Regions from separate parts of the Mus musculus genome. Here region 1 is linked to region 2. A link is a loop called in an ENCODE intact Hi-C map of the cell type or tissue named here. Cell type or tissue: left cerebral cortex. All regions are shown on one strand. Links, peaks and the distances in the headings refer to the core of each region. The heading gives the core; the rest is flanking DNA. Region 1 overlaps Cacna2d3 (calcium channel, voltage-dependent, alpha2/delta subunit 3). Region 2 overlaps Cacna2d3 (calcium channel, voltage-dependent, alpha2/delta subunit 3).

Region 1 (2,922 bases), core at 254-2,753, 310 kb before region 2:
TGTGATGTAACACCAGTTAGAAATCTCACAGTTGGACCTAGAGAGATGGCTCTGCAGTTAGCAATATGGGATGCTATCCCAGGAGACCCAGATGAATTCCCAGCACCCACATGAAGGCTCATAACCATCTGTCACTTCAGTCCTTAAGGGACCTGACATCCTCTTCTGACATCCAAGGGCACTTCATACATGTGGTACACAGGCACGCATGCAAACAAAACAGCCATGCACATAAAACATAAAAGTAACCAAAAGAAATCTCACCTTCCACAAAAATCAGACACCAAAAATAAATGGACTTAACTGAAAATGTGTTCTTTATGAATAATTCAACTCCTTAGCACATTTACATATAACAAATAACAAGATCAATACTGACCCTAATAAAATGTTAGTATAATTTAAAAGACACATTAAACTTCTCACTAAAAATGTATATTATTGGGCCAGTGAGATGACTCAGTGGGCAGACACACTTGCACACGGTGTCCTGATGACTTCAGACTGACGCCCAGTTCCCACAAGGTGGCAGGTGAGAAATGACTCAGGAGTTATCATCTGAACTCTGCACACATGGGGTAGCATACAGATGCCTAAATCACACACACACACACACACACACACACACAGAGAGAGAGAGAGAGAGAGAGAGTTAGTTCTTTTCTATAGAGTTATAGAAGCTCTTTATTGTTTTTGCCTTGGAACATCAGTGAATGTATTCTATATTACAGTCACGTTTTCCCAATACCAGTTTTCCTGGGGCCTAGAGGAAGTCTCTGGGAGATGCTGGCTTGCAATGACTAATAGCAAAATTTACAAATGTGGAGTCTATATACTCTAAGATAGGCCAATAGCTGAGGGCTCTGAATACATCCTAAAATTTCCAAGATGCTCCTAGAATACAAACATGATTGTCTACATTCTGCAAGTGGCAGGACAGATTGAGTCCAAAACCTCATTTTGGCCTGGTATCACAATCAAGTTTTACAAACAAAAATCCAGTCGGCAGTCCCTCAAAAATAACTTTAGTCACCTACTAATGGGCAAACAAGGGAACACACAGTAAGGCTAATAATGAAATCGTCTGCTTGCCCAAGGCCTGCAAGGGAACTGTGTCCTGCTCACCAGCCTACCGATGTGAGACTGCTGGACTACTGCAGGTTGATTTGGGTCACGTCTGGACAGGAGAAGCCTGTTAACATGCTGGGACTGCTCTGTCTCTCACGCTGCACTTTCCTCCCCCTCCCTATAAGGCTGGGGTTTGGCAGTCCTCAAAGCACACTTTGCCAAACACATGTTCCTTTAATTTGAAATCCGTGTGTATTTTCAGTGGAATTTTTTTCTTATGGTCTTGATTAATTCACAATTAAATCGTGAGTCAGAATAACTTCTATCCAATGTCTGTGTCTCCCGGTGCCTTCTTACCATTCCGCGGGAGGGTCTCTCACTGGACAAAGCCCTGTCTTATCAGCGGTACTTGGACACAGAGCTCACTAGGCAAATGTGCTTCTCCAGTTTCATCTGAGAGCTATGAGGATCCAGATGCAACAAACTGAATGCAACCAGTCTGCTTAAATATGTACATATATATGTCTCAGGTACAATGGAAGAATCCTTGTCTGACCAAATTAGATAAACTCACTAAGGCTTCCTTCCTAGCCTGAATCAGGCTAGACCAATCCATTGAGTCCTTTCAAAGGTGAAACAAATGAATAGTCTTTTATCGCTAGGTTTCTGATTAGGGTCACTGTGGAGTGACTAATACCAGATAAACCTGACACAATAAGAAAGTTGGATGGAGTACAAGACACACATGCTTCCTAGCCAACAATTCACATAGACTGTGATACTCAGACAAGGCCCATGAGGCAAGCTCTAGTCCCTTTACAGGAACCATTTATAAGAGCGCCGAGGTTGAAGGAGGAGCACGAGAACTTGGCTGGCTGCGTGCGTGTGATGGAGAATAACTAAATCAGAGATCACCAGAGGAACTGTACAGCAGGGTTTGTGGTGTAGAGTCGTGAAAGAAGAGGGTCATGCAGAGAAAGATCTCCAGACCTTTTAAGTCACCCTTGTTCACTTAAAAATGACATGGGTGTGACTAAAACAGCGCATGCTGAGCCTCCAGTGACACTCTGAAGTCTTACTTTTCAACCTGCAGGAGCAGAAAACTTGCTGTATTGCCTGATATTAACACTAGGAACCTAGGAAACCATGTGGCTTGTTCTAAAACTGAACTGGTGTTAGAATGAGTGAGCCACCATAGTTGTCCAATCAGAGCCTAAGAAGACCAGTACTTTAATAAATTAAGTGACTGACAGAAAAAAATAATAAACAAAAACACCCTTAATGCTTCTTAAGGGAGGACAAAGCCAATGCATTCCAAAAGCCCAGTGCCTATTCCTTTCCTTTTATCTCTAGCTGCTAAACACTACTGGCTCTGGAGACAGGAAAATAGGCCTCTCCAGGGAATAAACAGCTGATTAATATTTAGATATAAAAATAGAAAGTGATGGGATCATCACACATGGACTTGAAAATAGCAAATGCAAACATCAAATGTTTCAAGGAAAACATGAATGAAAACACAGAGACCTAGAATTCGGTAGTGAAAACAGTCTCTGTTTTAACAAAAACAAAGCAGTGCACTGTGTGGTTTATGACACGGACGGAGGTAAACGGTGAGCTAGCAAGGCAGATAAGATGGAGGGTGGCGGGTGTCCTACTGTCTGCTGGCCCACCTACAGGAAAGTCCACCATGGGGGTTAGAGACGCAAAGGATTACCAGATACCACTCAGAGGATGCACTACGTAGAAATAGAAGCTGGCATGGTGGACTTACATCCTAGAGTTCAGAGAGGAGAGGCAGGAATATCAGGCCACCTGAGACCCTGACTGAAAAACAATGATAACAAACAACAA
Region 2 (2,922 bases), core at 295-2,794:
AGACAGAGACAGAGACAGAGACAGAGACAGAGACAGAGACAGACAGAGGAGAAGCCCGTTGTATCAGGGTAAATCTACAGAGAAGAATCAGTGTCAACAGAGATACCCAGTGAATGGTCACAAACTTGCATATTTAAGTTCACGGCAAAATTTGCTTGGGGCTTGAAAATCTTTTCATATTTCCTGACAAATGACACAGGAAGTTGTTGTACAGCTGTAAGACATTTTGTATTAAATACGGTTAATTCATACTGTAGAGAAAGGAGGAGGAGCTTTGTATTTTCCTACTTCCATGTGACCCCACCCCCCCCTCAAGTCTCAACCCTCAGAACTGTCAAGTAGACACTTAGGGGACATCCATTGCCTGATTTTCTAAACAGAATGACAGGACATTCATAATCAGGAGTCTTGGGCCTTATCTTTCCAACAACTGCAGAATCTAACCTTCCCCTGCTTACACTATCTTTATTTCATGGCTGCTGCCTTTTCTGCAATATAATGGAATCCACCAATGACTACTTGACAATTATCTCAAAGGAGTGCTACAGAAATATCCAGGTGCACTGTGTAAGATAACTATTTCCCATCTAAGGGGGTTCATACTGCAAGGTGCCAAGATAATGGGGACTGGGACTCTGCAAACTGCCATTTGATACCCAGTTGGTGACAGGACACTGATATGGTTAGAAGCCCCAGGACACCCCAAGTCTCCTTTCTGTTAAATAAATCTCAGAGCAGCAGAGAAGCCTGGAACATCTCTCACAGATGCACTCCCTTGTTGGAATCTCCCCCATAAAGGCAAGCTCTAGAGCATATACCAGGTCTAGCACAGAGACCCTGCCTCCAGAAGGTCCCTGCTCTCCCAGCCAATCAGGTGATGTGATTTCTGAGAACCAAGAGTCATAAGAAAAATAAAGGAAACCGCTTGCCGCTGTAATATTTACAAGAGAACTTTCCATGGGTCTCAAGCTTGGCTGGAAATTAGTTTTAGGACTTTTTTTTTTTTAACTTGATTAAAGCTAACCTTACTCCCTTTTAACATTCCTTTTAAAATCTGAGGGACCCATCCCATATTAGCCATGCTCTAGGGGAAAAAATGTAGCTCATTAGGGGTGGAAATCTGTAACAGCTGCCAGTCTTTGTGCTTTTGTTGTCCTTGTCTGGCCCAGAATTTATTCTGTATATGAAAGAAGACCTGCCCCACAAACCCACATGGAACCGCCCCTCCTACCAGGAGAGCTTTCCGCTAGTCTGCTTCTAAGTGAGGATGGCTGGGACCTTAACAGGCATCTGATCCCCACTGTTGGGGGCAAATCCTCAAAACTCAAATGCTAAGGATAGATATTTCCTTTCCCAAAGTAAACGGGGCATAAATCTGCGAGAGGAAAATCAACTGTACCAGATGAAGGAAATCTAAAGGAACTGCAGAAGTTTTGTGAAGACATGCTGACCAAATGCGTCAAGGAAACAAAGCCCAAGGAGGTTCACCCTGAAAAAAAAAATCAAGGAATGGAGCAACAAAGAGATGGATGGTTTAAATAAGACGGACTTTTTTTATCTTCCTCCTTCTAATTATTTATGTTTACAAATTCACAGAGGTAGAAAGATCTTGGAAGGGAGAAATAATGTCCATTTGAATAACACAAGAGAATGTCAAACGTGAGGAGGTAAAGGGAAGAAGTATGTGGAAGTAGCCTAACCTTTTTAAGCACATAAAAAGAAAAAGGAAAAAGAAAAAGGGGGTGGAAAAAAAAAAAAAAAAAAAAAAAAAAAGTCTCGACTGCATTGGTGTGAATCATCAGCGCCATCTAGTGGATCTCGGGAGTATGGTGCCAGGCCGCAGCTTAAATTCAAATTAGATCTCAGACCTCAGTGTCTCACCCTATCTTAACATTTTATTGCTTGCAGAAGAAAACTAGGTGACCTCCATTTAGTTTAATTTAATAAGTCTGCTCGAGTTTAGTCTGAAGATACGGATATGAAAGAATCCGTTAAGTTGCTTAGTCAACCTGGCAAAGATCACCCTCACCAGGGACCTGGGAATGCAGAAGTGTTGTCTGCGCTGAGACCTGGGTTGTATAAAGCTGCATTGTTGCTTGGATTGATTTAATTCCAGTGTAAGAAGAAAGGGCTGCACGGTAAACAAACACTGAGGTAGTAATTACGTGACCATGGCCAATGCCACTCCAGTCCTGTCAGGCTCATTATACCTCCGACATTTTTCAAAACGACTTGACATTTTTTCTGCATGACATGTTTTGGGCTGGATACAGTAAAAACAGCTGGTTGCCTCCTGCTGCCTGGACCATCCAGCACTGGGGAAGTGAAGAACTCTTAGCCTGGCTACAGGGGCTCTGTGGACCTGCAGGAGATGCTGTGGGGGTCACAGTGCCATACAGGAGGCCAGAGCACACGGGAGGGTGGGAGGGTGGTCAGGGATTTTGTATTCTTCCACTGTTGAGAACTGAAGGCACATATCCACTACACCCGCTCTTTGTGCCTCTGAGACTTATGGAATAACTGATTCCCCCACCCACCCCCACCCCCACCCCCATCCCAGGCCCAGGTAAGTAACCTGGAGTCTTGTCTAGAGGCTGAACTTCCTGGTGGCAAGGGGACACATCCCAAATTCCTGACTCTACATACAAACAGGGTTGCCAGACTCAGCAAATAAAGGTGTAGGATGCATAATAAATATAACTTTTTTAAGACCGATGAAGCGAGTGGTTCAGTAGAGAAGGTGCTCACCACTAAGCCTGAGCTGAGTTGAATCTCAAAGACTCATATGGTGGAAGGAAGAATCAACTCTTTTTTTTTATTATGTATTTTCTTCATTTACATTTCCAATGCTATCCCAAAAGTCCCCCATACCCTCCCCCCACCTCCCCTACCCACCCACTCCCACTTCTTGGCCCTGGCGTT

Evidence for each region. Peaks named below come from ENCODE experiments on the same cell type or tissue, not always from the same donor. Only the 100,000 strongest peaks of a DNase experiment are listed, where the experiment ranks them.
Region 1: it touches region 2 in a loop (2.7-fold over the local background); 19 of 42 quality-filtered maps call a loop at or near these places.

What each region holds. Positions count from the first base shown.
Region 1 is chr14:29,135,970-29,138,891 of GRCm38, forward strand. The region is part of intron 13 of Cacna2d3 (calcium channel, voltage-dependent, alpha2/delta subunit 3); the gene reads right to left. Among named protein-coding and RNA genes, the nearest start is that of Lrtm1, 120 kb to the left of the region's middle. In left cerebral cortex, for the core only: no CTCF peak of the experiment used is centred there; a DNase peak (open chromatin) is centred at 1,233.
Region 2 is chr14:29,441,485-29,444,406 of GRCm38, forward strand. All of the region lies in intron 4 of Cacna2d3 (calcium channel, voltage-dependent, alpha2/delta subunit 3), which reads right to left. Among named protein-coding and RNA genes, the nearest start is that of Cacna2d3, 280 kb to the right of the region's middle. In left cerebral cortex, for the core only: a CTCF peak has its summit at 1,818 (motif pointing left); a DNase peak (open chromatin) is centred at 1,828.